Regions from separate parts of the Mus musculus genome. Here region 1 is linked to region 2. A link is a contact called in ENCODE POLR2A ChIA-PET data. All regions are on one chromosome and are shown on one strand. Each heading gives the region's core, a stretch centred on a gene start or an enhancer-like site at or near the end of the contact. The rest is flanking DNA. Distances are from core to core; before and after follow the strand shown. Region 1 holds the start of Aqp11 (aquaporin 11). Region 2 holds the start of Clns1a (chloride channel, nucleotide-sensitive, 1A).

Region 1 (7,515 bases), core at 1,917-4,416, 42 kb after region 2:
ATATTTGGTTCCACCCCTGCAGTCTCCGGCCCTGACCAATACCAGAGCCACCAGCTCTAGTACAGTGAGGCGTGACGGAGGAATGCACATACAGTCTGAAGTGCTGAAGTTTAACTTCAATCTAAATAGGCACCTGGAGCCAGTGGCTGCTGAGCAGGACAAAGCAGGTCCACTCTAGAGCATTGTTCAAAACCGGTTTCATAATCGGATCGCCTGGGCAGAACTTTAAACTCTGACACTTCCTCCGCCCCTTCCCAGAGCAGTTAGATGCTGAGATCTGCACCAGAATGGGTATATTTTTAAAACTCCAGAGATTTGGAAAGAGATTGTTGAGAACGTCTGCATCAGAGATTGGTTTAGTCCTGAGTATTCACGACAAGAAATCAGCCGAGCTTCAGACCCTTAAACTGACATCCTAGAGACCTTCTCCATTGGCCTCTTACTTAGAAATAACTCCAAGGGTCACTTTTCTTCTCTTTTGGAAGACGTTTTTACCCCTCACAAGAGCCAAGGGCCATGTGCATAAAGGCAAGTGTTCTATCTTTGAACTACATCCCCAGCCCAGGAATAGTTAGTAGTAAATACATTATTTATGGAATCATAACTTGGTGCTAAGAGCATAAAAGTACAGGAAGAACACCAACTTCACAACTATCAACAGAGGCAGGAGGAACAATTCGGGGGTGAGAAAGATCTAGGTGTCCTTAAGTTCTTTTTAATTATAAAACAATCTCAGATTTTTATTTTTTGTGTGCTTGTTTTTAAAGACTAGGTCTCATGTAGCCCAGGCTGACCCAAACCCAGTCAGTAGCAGAAGACTTTATTCCTCCTGCCTCTACCTGTCCAGTGCTAGTATCTCGGGCATGAATCACCTGCACAGCTCTTTGCTGCTTTAATGGGCAAGCACAGAACTCTCCTGTGGTAGAACTGCTCATGCACAGCGGGAGTTTCTGCTTTAGCTGAAACTCTCACTGGCCCCTCAAATAGCACGTGCCCACTTCTCTTATCCCACACAATGTGTTTTCCTGTGTGTCAACTAAAAAAACAATGCTAGATTCAAAGAAAGGAGACTTCTGAAGTCTTTCATGTTGCCCCAGGAAGTCAAGCCTACACTGGAAGTCAAGGGGTTTTGTTTACTGTGCCCTGGCTTGAGCCCAGAAGGGCAGTGCTAGGCAGGGTTTCCCTTTTAATGAGTACAAGAAGTATTAAGACTGTCACTAGGTGTCCTTTATTTATATTCATGCCTCTAAAACATTCTTTATAGTTCCACTATCATCCCAGTAAAAGTATTTCATTATTTTAAATGACACACTCTTTTAAAAGGCGCATTTTATCATTAAACAATTTTTGAATTGCTACTGCAGCTAAGCTTTGTGAAAGTAAACAAGTAAATAAGACTTCTGGAGGGTTTTTTTTTCTTGTTTTTGTTTTGTTTTCCTTAGACCGGGTTTCAGTATTTAGCACTGTCTGACAACGAATTTAACATTATCCTCCTCCTCTGCTTCCTGAGTGATGGGATTACAGGCGTGTGCCACCACACCCAGCTGAGAATGATTTGTTTTTAAAGAGCATCTTTAAAAACATTTTAAACTTGAGCCGGACTGTGGTGGCAAACGCCTTTAATCCCAGCACTTGAGAGGCAGAGGCAGGTGGATTTCTGAGTTCGAGGCCAGCCTGGTCTACAAAGTGAGTTTCAGGACAGCCAGGGATACACAGAGAAACCCTGTCTCGTAAAAACAAAACAAGAACAGTTTAAACTTGAAACACACCTTTCATGGGAGTCTACTTAAAAGTCCACGTGCAACTCCACATAAGGAATATGACAAGTAATTTGTAGGAAAAAAGTAGGACGTGAATGCAGCTACAGAACTGCTTCTCCTCGCGGTCAACTACTGACCTATCGTGCACTTTAAGCTCGAAGGAACTTTTTGACCGGATCGTTTCTCAGTAAGAGTGTCAGAAGCAATCTATACCACCTTGGCATGAGAGCCGTAACTGATAAGCTGCCTTTCTAACATTAAAACAATCCCTTTGTGGGCTATTTAAGCCTTTGGCAGTAATCTGCCACGATCTTAGTTTCGGCACCGGAGTGTCTGCTTTCTCTGGGTGTTCAAAACAGCAATGAATGAAGATCTGTATGTTGGCTCCAACTGCTAGGCTGCAAGGTGGTTAGAATAATAAGTGGCCCAGGGTAGGGTGCAGGGGGTGCTCAAATGTATCGGTAAAGAACTTAGAACCTCTGGTCATAGAGGCTCCGGACTGCCAAGTGTTTGGTAGGAATAACAAACCTGCATAGGCCAAAAAGGTGATGAGTGCAGCCAGCAGGTGGATGCGAAGCTTGGTTCGGACCTCCTGGAAGTGCAGTAGAGCGCTGTGGAAAATAAAGGAGCAGATGGCCTCTATGATGATCGCTTTGGACATGTCGGTGTGGATGGGATTCCTGCAAGCTAAGATCCTTTCGTCGTAATGGTACTTGGTCAGACTCAGGCTCCACAGGGCGCTTATGCAGTACCTGCTGCACAGGGCGCTAACCAGCTGAGCCAACAACCTCACGGCACCCATTTCGGGGGACATACCCCCCAGAATCATCTGCATCATCACGCCGCACGGGTTGCTAGCTGTGCCCACCAGGGTCAGGCCATGCACCAAGGAAAAGAAGTAGATCAGTGTCAGAGTCCAGGTGGGGTGCGCAGAGTCCTGCTCGCTCAGCACTTGGAGCTCGTGGGTGCAGCAGCAGAGCTGGAAGGTAGCTAGAAACTCCAGGACGAAGGCGTGGACCACGGGCCTGTGTAGCTGTTGCCGGGCGATCACGCGGGCCAGCCCCACGAACAGCACGAACAGCAGCATTAGCCCCAGCGAGATGCAGGTGTCCTGCACCTCGGGCCGGAGCCCCAGTAGCGCGGACATGGCTCCCTCACCGCTGGGGATGGCTGAGGGCGGCAGGGACAGAGGAGCGTCGGGGGCTGGAGTCCGAAGTCCGCCGCCCCGCCCTCCCACGCCCCTCAGGGGCGGGCCGAGTGGAGAGCCCGGGTTCCGCGCTGGAGGGCTCCTCCCCTCCCCGGCTGCGCTGTGCAGATGTGACCTGAGCCGGGGAGGGGGGGAGGGCGGGGGAAAGGAGGCGGCGAGGGAGCTGTCCCTGGGCACTGGCGGAGGGGACAACGGTCTGTAGAGCCCCACGCGCACCCGCCTTCCGCCGCCTCCCTCAGCACAGGGCCAGGGCCCCGAGACCACTGCGCACGCGCGTGGCGCCCGAGCTCTGGGCTCTCAGCGCCGGACCCCGAGCCTAAGACCGCACCACGCTGGTGCTAGAGCATGTGGCGATCGGAGCGTGGCTTGGGAACTCTGCCTTGATCTTTGCACACTCCGGAAACTGTACTCCACGGAGCCCCAGAGGTCATCTTTGCAGCCACCCCGTTTTTACTAATGGAGAGACTGAGGTTGAGGAGCGAGGAGGTGACCCTCAGGGAAGGAGCTGTGGTCAACTGGGAGTGGGCGTGAGAACCGAGGTTTGACTGGTTTGACAAGGTGTTAGAGCTTTGGTTTTCTTCACCCACACTCGAACTTTTTTCGTAAGTGTGGGGGAAAATATATATATCCATTTATGTGTAAAATTGACGTTAATTATATTCACACTTTATCTAGCTATCGCCACTATTTCCAAACTTTGGATGTTGTGTTTTATTTTTTATCGAATGCATTTGCTTAATTATCTAATTGTCTTATTTATGTTTATATATGTGCATACACACACACACACACACATATATATATATGTATGTATATACATACATACATACATACATACATACATACATACGGGGGTCGCTGTGCCCAATCTCATGTGTTCCACAAGGTGGGTCCCAGGGATCAAACTCAAGTCCTCAATTGGGCACCTTTACCTGCTGGAAGCACCTTGCCTGCAGGTGGTGGTTTAGGCATGAAGTCCTCAAAGTTTATAATGTTTATGTTATCTTCATCATGAGATATTAAAATACTAAGAAAACATTGTTTGCTTGTTCTCATTGGCATCCAGTGTGGGAAGGAAACCCTTGGATTGGTTGGCTTCCCAGAATCCTGGGACAACCTGAGGCAGGATGGAAAGAAGGGAGTTTGAGGGGCCATGGAAAGGAAGCTAGCCTGGAGCTGAAGTCTTGCACCAGCTGAGAGTCAAGTATTCCAGCACAGTTAACATCTATTGTGAAGTTTGCCTTATAGATATCCCAAATAAGAATATTAAAATAGGTGCTGGTGAGATGGCTCAGCGGTTAAGAACACTGACTGCTTTTCCGGAGGTCGTGAGTTCAAATCCCAGCAACCACATGGTGGCTCACAACCATCCTTAATGAAAAACAAATAAAAAACCTATGGTCCAGTGCGAGCGGGGCCGGAGCAAAAGGGAAGGGGGGAAAAAGGGAATATTAAAATAGTTCTGGAAGTCACTTTCTGAGGCGACCTTCCTCCTAGATGGTCTTTGTGACTTCCAACCATGGCATACCAGGGCCAGGGCCACAGAAGGTGTGGAGGGTGATGGTGCAGTCCGCCAACCTCAAGTTCAGATACTTGCCAGGCAGATTCCGGTGTGGCTGTGTGAGCAAGTGAATATTGGGAAAGAGGGATAGATGGCTGCATTATTGGCATTGAGGAGTACTTGAACCTCGTATTAGATGATGCAGACAAGATTCACCGTAAAACAAGAAAACAGCCGGGCTGGATCATGCTGAAAGATTTCTGAGTTTGAGGCCAGCCTGGTCTACAGAGTGACCTTCAGGACAGCCAGGGCTACACCGAGAAACCCTGTCTTGGGAAAAAAAAAAAAAAAAGTCTTCTAATGGGAACACAGTCTGAAACATTTATTTATGTTGTTTCGGTAGCCCTTATGCTATTATTATATAACAATAAGTGCTGTAAGGTTGTTTTGTCTCACACACACACACACACACACACACACAGAGAGAGAGAGAGAGAGAGAGAGAGAGAGAGAGAGAGAGAGAGAGAGAGAGAATGTTAGAATAGGGATTAAGGAAACATAACCTTTCCCCCAGTTTTCTAGTTTTCTCATGAGGAGCTCCATTTAGTGAAAGATATATCTAATCTCCCTTGAATAACCTTTGTGACCCAGGATTTACCTCATCAGGTTGTAATCATATCCAAGACATCTTATGACTCACTCTATACTCATATTTACCAAAAAGGATGTGTGTGTGTGTGTGTGTGTGTGTGTGTGTGTGTGTGTGTGTGTAATAATAGGAAGGAGCCCTTAGAAAAACTTCCATCAATGGAATTCTAAAAGCTTCTAAAATCAACATGCAATTGTGTGCAGTTGTGGCCAAGCCACTTAACTACAATTCCTGAGAAGCCCACACCCAAACTATGGTTGGCTATTGTCCTGTCCAAGAGGGCCTTTCTATTGAAGTCTGTGTAAAGAAAATCTCTTCTTTGTAAACTCCAGTTTGCTTCACAGCAACTCATCCTGAAATTCTTTTCTGCACTGAAGTTAAGAATCCCAGATTTGAGCCTGTGTGGTAGCACACGTCTTTTTTTTTCCCCTCAAATATTTATTTATTGTATATATATGTGAGTACACTGTCATCATCTTCTGACACACCAGGAGAGGGCATCAGATCCCATTGTGAGCCACCATGTGGTTGCTGGGAATTGAACTCAGGATCTCAGGAAGAGCAGTCAGTGCTCTTAACTACTGAGTCATCTCTCCAGCCCCGGTAGCACACATCCCAATCTCTGCAAAGGCAGGCAGATCTCTGAGTTCAAGGTCAACCTGGTCTACATAGAGAAATCCTTCACCACTGCCCCTAAATAATTCCAGCGTTGTCTCGTGGGAGTCTCTGGAAAGAAGGCCCCAGGCTTCTCCAGTCAGCAGTGTGGAGCTCTGTCTCTCCCACCTGATTGGCTTCAGAAATCATGGTAACCAACCCCTTAGCACAGAGCCCAGCACAGAGCAAAACGTGCTTAGTGAGTAGCTTGAAATTGAAACCCCGTGTTCTGACCGCCTGGGTCCAAGAGTTCATGACAACACCGCACTCCTAAGAATTCACCCACGTGGGTGGCCCGCAGTGAGCAGAGTGGGAACAGCTGCCGGGGCTCCCCTGACCTTGAGCCTAGCAGTGTTCTGAGCTGATGTATGTCGCAACGCTTGCCTTAGTTCGGGGGTGACTAAGCACCATCCTGCCTCAGTCTTGTCCCACATGGCTCTGTCACCCACAAGTCCATCTATTTCCTAGAGCTGAGAGGGCAGGGCAGCACAGTCAGGTGGGTGACCTTCTGCACAGTCCAGTCTCATTTCCCAGGCTCAACTGTCCCTTTTATAACCTTATGAAGATTCCCAGACTGTAGCTCGCATCTGTTACCCTACCATGCTGGTGCCCGAGGTAGGATTGCCTCAAATTTGAAGGAAAATTCCTTTTTAATGCTAAGATTTCTGTGGTGCCAATAGTCAAAAAAAAAAAAAGTTATTTCATAAAATATAAAGTTTGTAGAGAAATGAAGCCCTTTCTCTTTGTCTATGTCAAGCAAAAGAATCTAAGGTAAGTTAAAGCCATTTCTTAGCCATTACTGTTTGGAGAGATTGCTTTAAAACCAGTCCTGTGAGTGTGACCCTTTCACCAATCCTAGTTCATCAGAACTCAATTGGAGATTAGTTAACACATGTGTGTCCATTTCCTGCTGTGCTAATAAGTCAGTTTTGTTAGTAAGAGCCAGATAGAAAATCTGTCTTTTGAACTTTGATAAGGCTTTAAAAATCATCACAATATGCATTGTCATTAAGTAGACTTAGGACATTGCTTCAGTTAGGAAGCAAGAGCCAAGCAAATGGTGCCTGTGAGGCTGAGCCCTGTTCTGAGCTATTCCCTGCTGGGTAAAACAATGGCTTTCAGGCTGTGCTTTGTCCTGGGTGGCTGCATCTCTAAGCTCCATTGGGCTCCATTTTGAGGGCAAATAGAGAAGTGAATGGCTCTGAACCTCATATCCACAGACCTGTCCAGCAACAACCATGAGGCACACACTGATAAGCCTTTCTTTAAAATATTTATCTTTATGTTATGTCGATGAATGCTTGCCTGCCTGTAGGAGGCATCAGATCCCTGGAGTGGGAGGTGTGGATGGTTGTAAGCCTCTGTGTGGGTCCTGGGAATTAAACCCACATCCCAGTAAGAACAGGAAGTAACACTTTACCACTGAGCCATTGCTCTGGCCTCTAAACATTTATTCTTTTTTCATTTTTTCTCTCTTACGTAGCTGGCTGTCCTGGAACTGTTATAGACCAGGCTGACCTCAAACTCACACAGATCTACCTGCCTCTGCCTCCTGAGTGCTGGGATTAAAGGTGTGTGCTACCACACCCAGCCTAATAATTTCTTCTTAAAAGATGTCAACTATAAACAAAGTGGAAACATATTAGCCCATGGGCATAGTAAAACCATATTAGAGAGCTGGAGAGATGGCTCAGTAGTCAGAGCTCAACACTACCTGTAACTCCAGGTCTAGGGCTTCCCAGAC
Region 2 (7,573 bases), core at 2,097-4,596:
GGTTTCTGGTCTGTCATAATGTTTATGAGCAATTTGAGATTTTTAAAGCAATCAGCTAGGAAATGACAGTGTCATGACAGGCTTAATAGTTTTTCTTGTTTTTTTGTTTTTTATCTTTTTAAAAATCTTTTTGTATGTGGGTATTTTATCTGCATGTATGCCTGTTTAACAATATACACGCATGGTGTACTTGGACGTCCTAAGAGGGCAGTGGATCCCCTACACTAGACAGGTATGAGCCACCATGTGGGTGCTGAGATTAGAGCCCTTGTCCTCTGAAAGATTGGCTTCTACTCTTAAGTGCTAAGCCACCTTTCCAAACCTAGCCCTAACATTTAAGAGTCTTAGCTGAGCATGGGGCTAGAACTTAGCTGTCAACTTTTATCTTCGATTAAGAGACCTGAGGATGGTTCATTTTAAAAACTAAGCTTTAAAGCACTAAATGGTAATTATTTAGTCGATGTGGAATTATAATAAAACTATTTTAATGAAATTAAATGTTAGATGTTAGGAGCCTTCTGGATGAGATAAAGCCTTGAGTAATTCTGACAATAAGTTCAAGGTTATTCAAAGTCTAAACGACAATCAGAGAAAGAGCACTAAGAGGATGTGGCCTAGTGTATACATCACTAGTGCATACAGTCATCTCTAGGGAAAGTTAGCTAGAACCTACAAGACAAGCTTGTGGTACAGACCACCTTCCCTGTCCAGTACCTCTTGCCCATTTCAGAGCCACCTGACTCAGTTTCCATCTTTCTAGCCTAACCCCTAGAAGATTCTAACCCCTGTCTGTGTCTGTGACCTGGTAGCTTTCCTATTGCTTTTGAGCCTTTCTCTTTTCAGTTCTCTTTGTCTCTCATCTCCATTCTTCTGAGTATTCTTCTTTATATAATGTTCTTCTCTGAAGCATGAAAGAGATGGGTATGTTCCTATTTAATCTGTCTTCTAATTATCTCTTGCTCGACTTTCGGTGTTTAAAATGAACAGGTCATGGAATTATTAAACTGTATTTAAAAGTTCTTACAAAAATGTCACTAGTTTCTAAGAGAAATTCCAAGAAGCCAGCAGGCTCTGTGGCAACAACTGAATTCCACGGTCAGAAACTGTTACAGAAAGCTGACACAACAGGAGAGAACACCCTCACACTTCGGTTCTCTGATTTTCTATTACAAGCCTGTTTTGTCTGTTCTTTAACATTTTATTTTCTAGTGGGATACCTGTCGTTGTACTATGACCTCTCCAAACAAATCATTTTATTCTACTATAGGGGCCAAAAATAAAGAACATAATAATGATCAAACCTCATTAGAACATGTCCCTATGTTCTAATAGTAGTAATTCTGGTCTAGTAAGAGTGGGTTTGTAAGCCTAACTCTTACTGTTACCCAAAGGCAGGAACCCTTATAACCTCTTATCTTTACGGGGCTCTGTCAGTTGTTTCCAGGTGATGGTTTGCATTAAAATGCTGGAGCCTGGCACCCAGTGCTTGGAGGGATCTTCTTCACAGCTAAGATTTCTTTCTTCACTTAGCACCTTGTATAAAATGTCTTGCCATTGGGCTATTACAATGTAAATGATTCTGAAGACTAAGACAAATTGATGAGAAACTACTATACTGGTTCTTGCCAGTTTTCTCTGACATACATGGGGGCTCCTTTTCTGAACCAAGCACTGTTTGTTTCACCAAATAAATGTCTTAGGGAATGTCTCAGATTAACCATTTCTCCAATCAGACTCATAGGCTACTCTTTTTAAGTACTGGGGATTCAACCCAAGCTAATCCAGCAAGAACTCTATCTGCTACCCTTGGAACCTACCTTGAAAACCTCTTTCTGAAATCTACCACTTAGAAAGCACACCTACTCAACGTTTTAAACTGGAAATTTAGAAACGATATTTAACCTCTCTTCTTTGTCTATTCTTGTCTTCATCGTCACAAATTCTTCCTCTCAATCTATATCCACATGACGAGGATTTTAACCTTCAGAGAGTTCTAGAATCTTTTCTCATCCCCTCCCTTACTCCACTCCCACCTTCTCATTCCTGTTCAGGGGACCTGCCTCCTAGTCTCACTAACAACAAACTAAATTTTAAAACGTAACACTTGGAACTGACTGGAGACATGGGTCAGCTTGTGAGACTGCCTAATGCCTTTGCAGATAGGGTCACTGCGCCCAGGCAGGGTGGCTCACACCTGACTGTATGTAGGTAGGTATATACATATATGTGAGGAAAAAAATCTTTAGATTCCTCTGTTGAAAAGAATCCAAAGGGAAAAAAGGAGGAAGAAGAGAAAGAAAGATAAAACTGCTATCACATCCTCCATGTATGTTATCCAACCTAAACAGCCTTAGCCCCATAGATATTACAATTCTACAGCCAAAAAAAGTGGAGTCTAGAGGTCAACTGACTGAATTCCATCCACCAACTCTAGCTTGTGAGTTTAATGCCTCAGGTCCCATCTGTTAAAGTGGGTAATAGAAAATGTGTTCATATTGTGTATCATAAAGAAAAAAATTAATTGAGCAAGTGTGGTGATGGGTGCTCATAGTAGTACCAGTAAACTGGAGTTCGGTGCAAATCGATTATGTATTGGAAGCCAGCCTGGGATACTTAAAGAAGCCCTGTCTCAAAAACCACGAAGGAATCCATGAAGAAATATAAGAGGTAAAGTCCGTATGCTGTGTGGTCTATAGGTCTCTGTTATGGGTTTCTATTCACCAAACCTGTAGGTTTTCACTGCTCTTATTCACTGGGACCTAGCGAACAGGGAAGGCAAGGGTTCCTAACCAGTGGCCTACCTTTCCCTCGGGCAGTCTTTTGACTGTCTTGCTGCGCACTGTCCATCATTAATGTAACCTTTTCGTGCTCGTGGCATGACTCGTGGGGATGGGGCGCTCGATCTCTCCGGCGACGTGGGGACTAAGAGGTCTGGTAAATGGCTGTGTGAACCCAAGGAGAACAGGCCTGACGAGGCGGAAGCAGGGTAGACTCGTGCACCCAGCCGGGAGACTTGGGATCTCCAGATGCGTGTGGATTTTATTTCTGTGAGTCCTCCTTCGGCGAGGGACTCCTGGGGCCTGGGTCCCTTCCCGCTTTTTGTTGGGAAAGGCTTGGTATTCCTTATACATCCTCTCTCGGGGTTTGCTCCTATGACCTTCAAAGAGAACCACATAGAAAACACTCGATTATTCTAAGCATCCTTAGAGGAGCGGGAAAGGGGAACCGATGCCACGTGACAAAAGCCAGCCGGCTCGCTGCGGACCTCTGAGTTGCCTAGAACATCCCGTCTCTATGGTCAACCGCATGCTAAGGCCCTCGCTGAGAAAGTTGTTCTTCCGGGCTACGACTACTGCTTCCGGGGCAGCTCCGTGCGAGCCGCGATTGCGGTACTCGCCTCTCTCGGTTCGCGTGGAGCGATGCTTTCCCCGGCAATGAGCTTCCTCAAAAGCTTCCCGCCGCCTGGGTCGGCCGACGGGCTCCGGCTGCAGCAGCCAGACACCGAGGCTGTGCTGAACGGGAAGGGGCTCGGCACCGGCACGCTTTACATCGCGGAGAGGTAAGGTTGGGGGGCGCCGACCAGCCGGCCGGCGCTATTGTGCGGGCAGGGTGGGATTGTCCCCTCCCGAGCTCGGCTGGTTCTGTCCCCTAGCCCGCGTTTCTCCCTAACGACCTGTGCGAACCGGCCTGTCTCCTGCAAGCCTGGCGCGTGGTCACGTTGAGTTTTGAGTCTGCAGAGCCTCGGTTAGTTTTTCCGTGGGCCTAGCTTTCGGAATGGTCGTGTCAACTAGACGATTTCCCTGCGTGGAATATGTAGCTCAGATTGTGACGGGTTACGACGTTTGGTTAATGAGCTGGGATGTTCTGCTTCAAGTGTGTGTGTTTGTGGGGGCTGGGGGGAAGGACCATCTTCAGGCCCACGCAGGGCGGAGTCACAACCAGCCGAACCCGACTCCTGGATGTGCAGGTCCTGGAAGGAATTCTTCTATTTCACTACCTGCAGGATTCAGTACTTTCACAATAACATAGACATGCCACTAAAATACACACTACATACACGCTCATACCCTCCTACCCCCACCCCATACCTTCCTGTTCACCCGCCCTCCCTCCCCATTTCTTTCCTTTCCCTTCCTCCCTCCTTTCCCCCCTCTTTCTTTCATTCTTTCTTTCTCTTCTCATTCTTTCCTGTCTTTCAGAGTCTCTGGTTTACCTTTTGCTATATTCTATTTGTTGGCCACAAAGGAAATCCTCTGCTTTTAAGAGCTCGAGTTATAACATTGCTCCTGCCTAGAAAATCCAGGCTATCTCGTTTATTTCACCATCAGTAGATTAGTAATCTTAATTACATTCAAAGTCCCTTCTTTCATGGCACTGGAAAACAAATCTCTTGGGGACCAAGATTATGCCTACTACAGAGCCCAGGGTATAAACGTGTAAAGAGCTATTTGTTCAGAGAACAGTGTGGATAGTGGGACTGGGTGTTTAGACACCGACTAGAAATACAAATGTGGGTGGGTGCGCAGTTTGGTTGGTATATGTGTTTGGAGTAGCCATGAGGGAGAAAGAAAAGGGATGGGAGGGAAGAAGTTGTGAGATTCATTCATTCATTCATTCATTCTGTAAGTTCTGTTACTCTAGAGAACCCTGACTAATACACATGGGCAAATAAAATGGATCTTGTCAAAGTTAGGAATATATCTGTGTTCCACCACTCCACATGCAGAAGAAATTGTGGAGATCACCAAAGATCTTACTGCTTATACCCAGCAGATGTTTTCCAGTTTACAGTCTATTTCTTCCATTCCTTCTCTCTCCTAAGTCTTCTTTCAAAAGACTTGAAGACTCTTGAAGCATGTGTCTCTCTAAGGTACTTTCCCTGGCCTCTCTTCTGGGCTATATAGCTGACTACAATGGGTATGTAAACACCTACTTATTGATTCCAAATCTGCCTTGTGTTGCAGGATGTTTGATCACACTGTAAACAATGAGATTGTATACTAGATAAAAACCTTTTTCTAGGTGTGGTGTGGCACAGCCTTTAGTCCACATCTTTATTGCCTCTGGCTGGAATACAGACAAGGCCTTAGTACACACCTTGAATCCCAAATAGTGAAGGTAAAGTTAGTTTGTGGAAGGAAGCACCATGTTTGAAAGTGATGTCTAGTTGAGTGGCAGAAAAAATGATCAAATCCGAGAAAGATTTGACCAAATAGGATACGCCCAACCTTCGGGAGAAAAGAGGAAAGGAAAGCTACTGGAGAGAGCAGTTCAGAGAGAGGAAGGAGGCGGTTTTACTGGGACAGTTGTACCGAGACAGGTTAGAGAAAAAGAAGGAGCCAGAAGATCAGGACAGATTGCTAGAGTTACCTTGATGTCAAGCAGAACAATTCAGTCAGAAGCTGAGAGAAACCCGATTGAGTCAGTCAGCTTGGAGAGGAGTTTGCACCAGAACAGCTGAGTTAAACCAGCCAGTTAGAGCTTTGAGAGAACAGGAAAGGGTGAGTTTATTCAGCAGTAAGTCTAAGTCTATAAATATTCTATGCCTAGATTAGATTGTATGGAGGCTAGAAGCTTCCAGGATTAAGCCTAGGCTAGCAGACAGGAATGAAAACTTTAGAGATGACATTACTACAGGAGAATAAGATACTTTTATACCCCTTGATACCATGCTCCACAGATACAAACTCAGAAGCCCAACTACTTTCACATCCACCAACCAAACTCATCACCCCTCTTCATATCAAGCTTGTTTTCCTTCATATTCACTCTGTAAACTCCCAGGCTTTGTCCACTATCAAAATTGCTCTATAAATCAAGAGGGGTTTGTTTTTGTAAATACCTTTATTTTGGGGGGGGGTGGGCTTCGAGACAGGGTTTCTCTGTATAGCCCTGGCTGTTCTGGAGCTCACTCTGTAGACCAGGCTGGCCTCAAACGCAGAAATCCGCCTGCCTCTGCCTCCGAGTGCGTGCGCCACCACGCCCGGCTTTTTAAACACATTTATACCCTGAACTCTCTAGTAGGCATAATCCCTGCCCCCTCTCTGTCTTTTGAGAATGGGGATGTTTTAGGATGACTTAGAGGCTGTGGTCTAGTTAATCCAACAATGGCTGGCTGTGAAGGGAAAGTCCAGGAATCCAGAGGCTGCTCAGTTCAAGGGGCTGGAGGTCTCAGCTGGTCTCAGTAGATGCTGGCATCCCCAAGACCTGGAATGGGTCTTCCTGACTCGGGATCGGGATTAGAAGTAGATCTTCCGACTTCAAATTAAGCAAAAAACCCCACACTGATGTGCCCTCCATTTTTGGATTTTTAGTTAATTCCAGATGTAGTCAAGTTGACAACCAAGAATGGCCATCATAGCAGGGCAGTGGTGCTGCACACCTTTAGTCCCAGCACTCGGGAGGCAGAGGCAGGCAGATTTCTGAGTTTGAGGCCAGCCTGGTCTACAGAGTGAGTTCCAGGACAGCCAGGGCTACACAGAGAAACCCTGTCTTTAAAAAAAAAAAAAAAAAAAAAAAAAAAAAAAAGAAAAGAAAAAGGCTGTCATACTATGTAAAATGGGATTTGTTTGTTTTTGGTTTCTTGTTTGTTTGTTTTGTTTTGGTTGGTTGGTTTTGGAACTCAGAAATCCTCCTAGGAAGTGCTGGGATTAAAGGCGTGTACCACCACTGCTGGGATGTTTCTTTGTTTTTTGCTTAAGACAGGGTCTCTCTCTGTGTAGTCCTGGTTCACCTGGACTTCCCGCCTTTGCCTCTAGAGTGCTGGGACTAAAGGTGTGTGCTGCCACCATGCCCAGTGAGTCTTTCTGTAATTCTTTTGGGGAGGGGAGGCTTCTTGTGTGTGCTTTTCCTTTTTGGAAAGTTTACAGCTTAAAAGGCACAAGTGGGTACAAGTGTTGTTAGTACCTTACAAAGATTCATTCACTGAGGGCTGGAGAGGCGGCTCCAAGTTTAAGAGCATTCGTTGCTCTTGCAGAGGCCTCTGGTTTGGTTCTCACATGCTGGCTCACAATGATCCCTAACTTAACTTCCGGGTCTGCTATCCTATCTGACTTATGTGGGCACCAGGCACACCCATAGTGCACATGCATGTATCCAAAACATGTTTTTTGTCTTAAAGAATGATTAATAGTTAACATTTTGCCTTGTTTCTTAAGCTGTTTGAGAGTTACAGACATCTCTTAAGTTCACATGTACACATCTTAGCATGTTCCTCAGAAGATACAGTTACCATATGCAGAAGGTATATCTCGGTTTATGATCTTAAGTATTTTTTTTAGATTTATTTATTTCATTTATATGAGTACACTGTAGCTGTCTTCAGACACACCAGAAGAGGGCATCAGATCCCATTACAGATGGTTGTGAGCTACCATGTGGTTGCTGGGAATTGAACTCAGGACCTCTCGAAGAGCAGTCAGTGGCCTTAACCGCTGAGCCATCTCTGCTGCCCCTTATTTTAAGTTTTGCTTGATGGACTCTTCATGTTTCTTTAAGAAAACATTTTTTGAAATGTCCCAAATTATAGATTACATATGTATGAATTAAGAAAACATTACATTTCCGCCTTGTA

The links. ChIA-PET counts read pairs that join two places held with the same protein, here RNA polymerase II (POLR2A).
Region 1: POLR2A ChIA-PET joins it to region 2 with 11 read pairs in embryonic stem cell. The contact joins the promoter of Aqp11 here to the promoter of Clns1a in region 2. POLR2A ChIA-PET finds 5 or more read pairs at or near these places in 3 of 5 experiments (Patski and embryonic stem cell).

Annotation. Positions count from the first base shown.
Region 1 is chr7:97,735,081-97,742,595 of GRCm38, forward strand. It overlaps Aqp11 (aquaporin 11), which reads right to left and starts at 3,167. Exons shown (of 3, transcript NM_175105.3): 1 at 2,289-3,167. The coding sequence starts at 2,907.
Region 2 is chr7:97,693,311-97,700,883 of GRCm38, forward strand. It overlaps Clns1a (chloride channel, nucleotide-sensitive, 1A), which reads left to right and starts at 3,347. Exons shown (of 7, transcript NM_023671.2): 1 at 3,347-3,559. The coding sequence starts at 3,420. It overlaps Rsf1os2 (remodeling and spacing factor 1, opposite strand 2), which reads right to left and starts at 3,157. Exons shown (of 3, transcript NR_154552.1): 1 at 2,802-3,157.